2 separate regions of the Homo sapiens genome follow, and region 2 is linked to region 1. A link is a loop called in an ENCODE intact Hi-C map of the cell type or tissue named here. Cell type or tissue: Caco-2. All regions are shown on one strand. Region 1 overlaps DMXL1-DT (DMXL1 divergent transcript). Region 2 has its middle 21 kb from the start of DTWD2.

Region 1 (4,000 bases):
TAAAAATACAAAAATTAGCCAGGCATAGTAGTGGCAGCCGCCTATGATCCCAGCTACTGGGGAGGCTGAGGCAGGAGAATCGCTTGAACCCGCTGGAGATCGTGGTGAGCCAAGATCGCACTCCAGTCTGGGCAACAGAGTGAGACTCCATCTCAAAAAAAAAAAAAAAAAAAGAAACTACTAGCTATATTCGCTGTTTCTACAAGTAACTATAAATTAATCTAACAATGCCACATTCTGGACAGTATAACCCACACACTGTAGCTCAATAATGTATAGCCAATCACTAATCAATGTTATTTCTGTGAACTGATGAGAATTCCTGACAAACAATTTTGTATAAGCCCACTCCTTATCCTCTTTTTGCCTTCAAAAATCTGCTTGTAGCGCCGGGCGCGGTGGCTCACGCTCGTAATCCCAGCACTTTGGGAGGCCAAGGTGGGCGGATCACGAGGTCAGGAGATTGAGACCCTCCTAGCTAACACAGTGAAACCCCGTTTCTACTGAAAATACAAAAAAATTAGCCGGACGTGGTGGCACGCGCCTGTAGTCCCAGCTACTCGGGAGGCTGAGGCAGGAGAATGGCGTGAACCCAGGAGGCGGAGCTTGCAGTGAGCGGAGATCGCGCCACTGCACTCCAGCCTGGGTGACAGAGTGAGACTCTGTCTCAAAAAAAAAAAAAAAAAAAAAATCTGCTTGTAGCAAAGGTCTGAACGGAGCACTTCCCAAGACAATTTGGAAGTGTGTCCCAGGCAGCTGTTCTCTACTTTGGCCCAAATATACTCTATATTAATTCTGAGGCTCAGCTTCTTTTGTTTTAGTTTGACAAGAGAGATGAATAAAAAGAGAAATGAACAACCACAACCTGGGCTACCTCTCGTTAGCAAACACATAGGCTCCAGGGCCCTACACTGAATTAAGGGAACGGTCCAAATTCCAGTAGTAATTCCCATGTGAAGAGGATTATAAGTCTGGCAAGTATCAGAGAGCTCATTAGAAGTAGATTACATAAATCCTACACATTTCACAAAGTGGGACATGGGAACCAAGTCTAGCAGTATAGATACCAGTTAGATACCGTGGGCAAATTAAAAAGAAATATCAATTGTGTAATCATTGTAGTCATTAACATCAAGTGAATATTTAGTAAAGTACTATTCTAAGCATTCTGTATTGACTCATTTAATTCTCATGTCAACCTGAAGAGATAGATACTATTATTCCCTCCTCCCCCATTATTTTCCCCTATTATTTTCTAACTTGTACAAGTAAGGAAACTGAGACAGAGTAAATTTCCTTGCCCAAGTCACATAGTAAGGGGTAGAGGGAGAAGTTCTTAACTGTTATAGTATACTGCCTCTATACAAGAGAAAAAACGAACCCTCTACACTGTTCTCCATCTCCACTACCACCTCCTACTCATAGCAACCCCTCCCACTCAAACCACAAGGAAAGACACATGACCGATAATAAAACTACTCGGTAAGATTTATGCAATATATTCTGCTTGCCAGGGATTGTTCTGTGTATTTCTACACAGAATGTAATCTTTACAATATAATCCCTAGATTACAGATAAGGAAACGAAAACAGTAAAGGGCAGTAATTTCCCAAGGTCACACAGCTAGCTGGGATTTAAGTCCATTATGTCTGGCAACACAGAACACATGCCCTTTCCCAGGCAGGTCTATACTGCCTCACCTCTGTTTCCCTAGCTACTGTAATTGACTCAGGGATGAACCCCAGCTGGGTCAATCAGAATCTTTCTCCAGGATTTTCTGCTGCATCTATCAGGGAACTCTTGCATTTTTGAAGTAATTAAACATTGTCCCTGAACATAAATGACCCTTGAGTGTTTTAGGAAGAATGAAGAAAGAAAAGTAGAGCTGAACTCCATTTTTGATATTTACTACAGGGAGTAAAGGGAAGCCATGACAACCTCACTTGAACTCTTGGTCCAGTCCTGTTTAATGTCCATCCTACCCAATTATGTGAGCACAAAATCCTCCCCACCTACTTTACATATATATATAATATATATATTATATATATAATATATATATTTAATATATAATATATATATTATATATATTTAATATATAATATATATTATATATATTTAATATATAATATATATTATATATATTTAATATATAATATATAAAATATATATATAATATATATATTATATATATTTAATATATAATATATAAAATATATATATAATATATATAATATATATATTATATATATTTAATATATAATATATAAAATATATATATTATATATATATAATATATATATATATAGTGAGAGAGAGAGAGATGAGTCATGCTATGTTGGCCTCAAGCAATCCTCCCTCCTTGGCCTACCAAAGTGTTGGGATTACAGGTGTGAACCACCATGCCCAACCTCTACCTACTTTTTTTTTCTTAAGTTCGCTTGAATTCCATTTCTGTCACTTTGGATAACAAGACTAACACATGATAACTTAAATTCCCACCAACATGAGAATTCCAGTTTTTCTGCATCTTTAGAAAGTATTAAGCATATGAATTAACAGAGAGAACACTAGAGATTAGAGAAAAGCAAGAATATGATTCCTGAAAGGTGCTTAATACATAACTTGACAAAACTAACTTTAATTGCCAGCAGTAGGATTTTTAAACTTTTTTTTTTTTTGAGACAGATTCTTGCTCTGTTGCCCAGGCTGGAGTGCAGTGGCACCATCTCGGCTCACCGCAAGCTCCGCCTCCCAGGTTCACGCCATTCTCCTGCCTCAGCCTCCCAAGTAGCTGGGACTACAGGCGCCCGCCACCACACCCGGCTAATATTTTGTATTTTTAGTAGAGATGGGTTTCACTGTGTTAGCCAGGATTGTCTTGATCTCCTGACCTCGTGATCCGCCCGCCTTGGCCTCCCAAAGTGCTGGGATTACAAGCATGAGCCACCGCGCCCAGCCAGAAAAGGATTTTTAAAAACAAAAGTATAGACACAAGGTGAAAATTCTACAGAAAAATATGTAACAGAGTTCTGAATGAATAGAAGAAAGCAGAGTTGAGGAATGGGTGAATTGCTTAATCTTTCACCTGCTGAGTTTTCATTCCCTGTACAGCAGAAGGAAAAAAAAGAGAAAACTTTTTTAAGAAAGAAATTCAGTAAGCAGCTTTCTGAAAACACTCATTTCTGTCACTGAAATTGCTACAAATGCAAATATCCACAATACCTTTCCCTGTATTCTAGAAGAACACTTCCATATTCTCTGTGCAGAGGCTTTTGGTTATAATTCCTGGATTTAAAGCATCCAAAGAGAGAAAGCTCCAGGTTTGCACATACTGCTTTAATTAAACAATAATGGATTTTTAGTAAGTAGGGTCTTTTGCTCTCTAAATCTAAAGAACTAAAGGTAGATAAAAGAAACATCTTTTGCTGTAAGTGAAAAAGTAATTTTTGCTCTACTATATATATATTTCTGGGAAGAAAAAAAATCTCACCCTCAAGCTTGTGTTCTTTAAAATGAAATATTTTGACCAAGCAGAGTGGCCCATGCCTATAATCCCAGCAATTTGGAAGGGCAAGGCAGGATAGCTTGAGACCAGGAGTTCAAGACCAGCCTGGGCAACATAGAGAGAGACCTCATCTCTATTTTTAAAAAACGAAATGTTAAAATATATGATGGTAGTTTTACATATTTCTAATTTTTTATTATAGATAATGCAGTCTGGTGTCTGACATATTACATTTGTTTGCTTAATATTTTTTCTAGAAAAGGTTTTTATCCTGGAAAAAAAAGAGGGAAAACATTTTGAAGATTTCTTTTAGAAAAGTAATGGAAGCTGGGCGCGGTGGCTCATACCTGTAATCCCAGCACTTTGGGAGGCCAAGGTGGGTGGATCACCTGAGGTCAGGAATTTGAGACCAGCCTAGCCAACATGGTGAAACCCTGTCTCTACTAAAAATACAAAAATTAGCAGGGCATGGTGCAGGCACCTGTAATCCC
Region 2 (4,000 bases), 54 kb after region 1:
GGATGAAGTAACTCCCTGATAGTGTGCCACGGCACAGCTTGGCTCAAGCCTTGCAAATGCTAGATGAGAAAGTATCGATGAGACATGAACGAATGGCATCAGCTAGGGGCAGCTGCATCTGCCCTTCTTGGTGATAAGTGGCCATGTCTGCTCAGCCCAGGTTCTCTTCACCCACTCAGTCCTGACTTCACGCTTCCGCCTCCAGCTCTGGCGCCCCCTGAGCCCCGCTCACCCGACGCAGGGCTGGCTCAGGGCCGGCTCACAGCCTCACTGCGCCCCATTCCCAGCCCCGGCCCCAGCCCAGGACTGGGCCCAGCCGTGCTCAGGTGAGCTGCCTCGCCCTACTCAGCCACCATGTGTAGATTTTAAGCTTTTATTTATTTATTTATTTTTTAACTGGAGGAATCTGTCACACACCACCAAGAAAATTGTGTTCTCCTCTGAAAAAAAAAGTCATGCAAAAAAATCAGATTCATAATAGAAAAGGAAGTATACCTCCAAAATAGGCAAAAATATGTTTTATGTTTTAAAAACATGCAAAATAATTTCATGATGAAATACCTTGATTTGCATGTGACTTAGAACTTATTTCATATTAACCAGATTCAGTTGCTGTGATAAATCTATTATGTGTTTTAGAAAATCTATTTTTAAAAAATATCTATTTTTAAGCCAGAAGAAAAACCTGGCATTTGTGTATCCATGTGTAAGCTAGCCTGCTTGGTATCATGCAGTCAAGGTACTAAAAGATTAATAAAATTAATTTTAAAAATCTCCTGTTACAGACTAACAAATAATATATTTCCTCAAATTTTCTGGGCTATACTACTTTGTATTAATGCAATCTGAATTTTCAGATACAAATACCAGTCAATGGTTGAACTTAAAAGCAATAGGGTTGGGAGGACCTTTGCAATATTGGTCATTAAATCATAAGTAAAATTATTCTGGACCATAGTAAGTGGAATGCCCTAACTTTTCTTAGTTCAAACTCTGCACATTGATTCTGAAGTTCATAATCATGCCCTTTTATGTGCTTTAAGCGGACATCCTGACTTTGTGGTGTATACTTTTTGTAAGAGAGCAGGTAACTCCAGCACAGAAGAAACCATGTAATGCAGAAGGGGGGAGGACTTCAGTGGCACTATTCCATTTTTATTGATCCAGACTGTTGCTTTCAGTCCTGCATTGAGGCCTCCTTGGACGTCGGTTTCTAACGTATCACTGACCATCATACAGTCCCCAGGTTGTACTTTGAGAAGATTGCAGCAGTAATAAAATATGGATGGTGCTGGCTTCTCTCTCTGCTCTCCACCTCCAATAGCGTGGAAATACGACTGACAGGCACAAGGCTCAATCTTCTCCCTCTGGATCTGTCTGTCCCCATTCCTTAATAAAAATAGGCAGACCTTCTTTCAAAGTTCGGTGAGCATGACTTTGATATTTTCTGCTAGTGTCATAAGCTGTAAACGTGTAGATTTCCAAAGGAAGTGACATTCTCCAGTCAATTTTCTATTGGCGGCACCATCTTTTGTTTCCTGGACTGCTTCTTCCCAATTGAAGTCCTTAGATCAGTAATGCATGTACTGTAAGGATGAAAACATTCCTTCCTGAGTTTAACTTGAACTTTATCACAGATGATTTCAGCCTTTTCTTAAAATGATATTTTGATTGTAAGAGCTTTATCACCTCCAACAGGTCTCTCCTGCTCACCCTGGCCATGTCGATGAGCATGCTGTCCAGGTCAAAGAAAGAGGCCAGCATGTGGCTCATCCCCATAGCCCCCATGGCTCCCGCCACCCTCGCACGTGTGAGGTGGGCGTCCCGGCAATGTCTTACTTTTAATAATGTGTGATTTTTTTCATTGATGGCTATTACATTTTTTATCATGTTTTAGGTTCTTCTATGTACTGTAATGAATTCTCTTCAACAGTTATCTATTTTTTTCAGTTGATTAGTCTTAATTATCATATCTTTACATGCCTATCTGGGAAATAATAAAATGCTCTCTAGAATTGTGCAACATGGCAGCCTTGTTTAGAAGAAATTGACAGTGTTGAATTTCACCTAAGTTCTGTGCTCCTGGAAAAGAGCAAGATGGAGAAATCCCCCACCCTTTTGTGTTTCAGAAAGGCCTTGCTGCAAAGAAGCACCCTTTCCCATATAATTTAGATAAAACTCATGTATACTGCCTTGTTTACCTATGACAAGGCCAGAAACAGACTCCAAATTCCCACTCTTTGCCTCATAAATGATTAACTAAGCTTGTTTGTACTAATGATCAATGGGAACAAAATGCTTGTTAATCACACTTTGGTTAAGATTCTATCTATCCGCCAGGTCTCTGAACCTTGGCCCATCCTCAGTCTGAGTCAGCATGTAACCCTTCTTCAACAGCATCTCTGGAGAGAAGGCTGGCTTCTGGGTAAAACATTCTTTAATCCCATTCTCTTATCCCACCTGCCCACATCCAAATCTTTCTAATCTAGTTTACTCCTCTCTATAAAAGAAAAACTCTTTTCACCTAACTCTTGAGAAGCTTGCAGGTATTATGGTCAAAGAGTTCCTGTTATTGCAATAGCTCCCCTTCTCCTATTGAAAGAGACCCTTTTCCTCTTAGAATAATCCTTCCAACAAAGTCTCCTTACTAAGTCTGAGTTTGCTTTTTGACAGGACCCACTCATTACCTTTCATTAAATTTTTTTTTCTTTCCTATTCTCAAATAAGAAAAAATTATTTTGCCATATCTGGCCCTTACCTGATTTAGGTTTTTAAAAAACTTTTTGGAGGTATAACTTACATACATACAAATGTATGTATAACTTGCATATATTTAAGAGGTAAAATTTGGTGATATTTGACAGATGTATAACCCCTGTGAAACTTGTATTACACAATGTATGGCACATTTCTGTCACCTCTGTTTTCTTGAGCCACTTTGCATATAACCTCCCTTCTGCCCTTGGCTCTTCGCAACCACTGATCTGTTCTCTGTCAGTATATGCTAGTTTGCATTTTCTAGAACTTTTTATGTGTGGAATTATATGGTGTGTCTGGCTTCTTTCACCAGCATAACGATTTCGAGATTCAACAATATTGTTGCAGTTATTAGTAGTTAATTCCTCTTTTGTTATCGGGTATTATTCCATTTGTATAGATATACCATATTCTTTATCCACTGATCTATTGATGAATATTTCTTATTTTTCCCCCAGTTTTAAGGTTGCTATAAGCTGAATGTTTGTGTCTTCCCAAAATTCATATGTTGAAAACTAATAATCCCTAATGTGACGGTGTTTGGAGGTGGGGCCTTTGGGAGATGATAGGTCATATGGTTGTTGGGAGGTGGGGCCTTTGGAGATGATAGGTCATATGGTTGGAGGCCACATGAATAGGATTGCTGTCCTTATAAAAAAGGCCTCAGAGAGTTCCTCTGCCTCTTCTGCTGTATGAAGAAACAATGAGAAGATGGCCATCTGTCTATGAACCAGGAAGTGGGACCTCACCAAAAACTGAATCTGCCTGTGGCTTAATCTTGGACTTGCCATCCTCCAGAACTGTGAGGAATAAATTTCTGTTGTTTATAAGCCATGCAGTATATGGTATTTTTGTTATAGCAGCCCCCACTGAGAGGGATATTGCAAATAAAATTACTATGAACATTTAAGAACAAGTGTTTGTGTGAACATATATTTTCATTTCTTTTGAGGAGGAGTAAAAGGGCTTGGTCCAAAGGTAGGTATATATTTGAATTCTAAGAAACTGTCATAGTACTACCATTTTACATTTTCACTAGCAGTGAATAAGCCCCTTTTAGGTTTGAATTAAGATTATATAGTTTGGGAAGAAACAACACGTTAGTGATATTCAGTTTTCTATAAAGGCAAATGCTATACATTTTTAGTTACTAAAAATGTTCACATTACTCAGTGAAGTTTTTCTTTTTTTAAAATTTTTAATTCCTTCATGTCATCCTTGTGCAGTGGCCATGTTAATCTTC

Evidence for each region. Hi-C counts contacts between places; a loop is a spot of excess contacts. Peaks named below come from ENCODE experiments on the same cell type or tissue, not always from the same donor. Only the 100,000 strongest peaks of a DNase experiment are listed, where the experiment ranks them.
Region 2: a loop joins it to region 1, with 4 times the contacts of the local background. A loop is called at or near these places in 4 of 110 quality-filtered maps.

The regions. Positions count from the first base shown.
Region 1 is chr5:119,061,327-119,065,326 of GRCh38, reverse strand. All of the region lies in intron 1 of DMXL1-DT (DMXL1 divergent transcript), which reads left to right. Among named protein-coding and RNA genes, the nearest start is that of DMXL1-DT, 7.6 kb to the left of the region's middle. RefSeq lists an enhancer at 1,355-1,464. In Caco-2, no CTCF peak of the experiment used is centred here; no DNase peak of the experiment used is centred here.
Region 2 is chr5:119,007,616-119,011,615 of GRCh38, reverse strand. It overlaps a transcript of DMXL1-DT not described here, the pseudogene RNU6-373P, the pseudogene NANPP2 and the pseudogene CATSPER2P2. Among named protein-coding and RNA genes, the nearest start is that of DTWD2, 21 kb to the right of the region's middle. In Caco-2, no CTCF peak of the experiment used is centred here; a DNase peak (open chromatin) is centred at 2,365.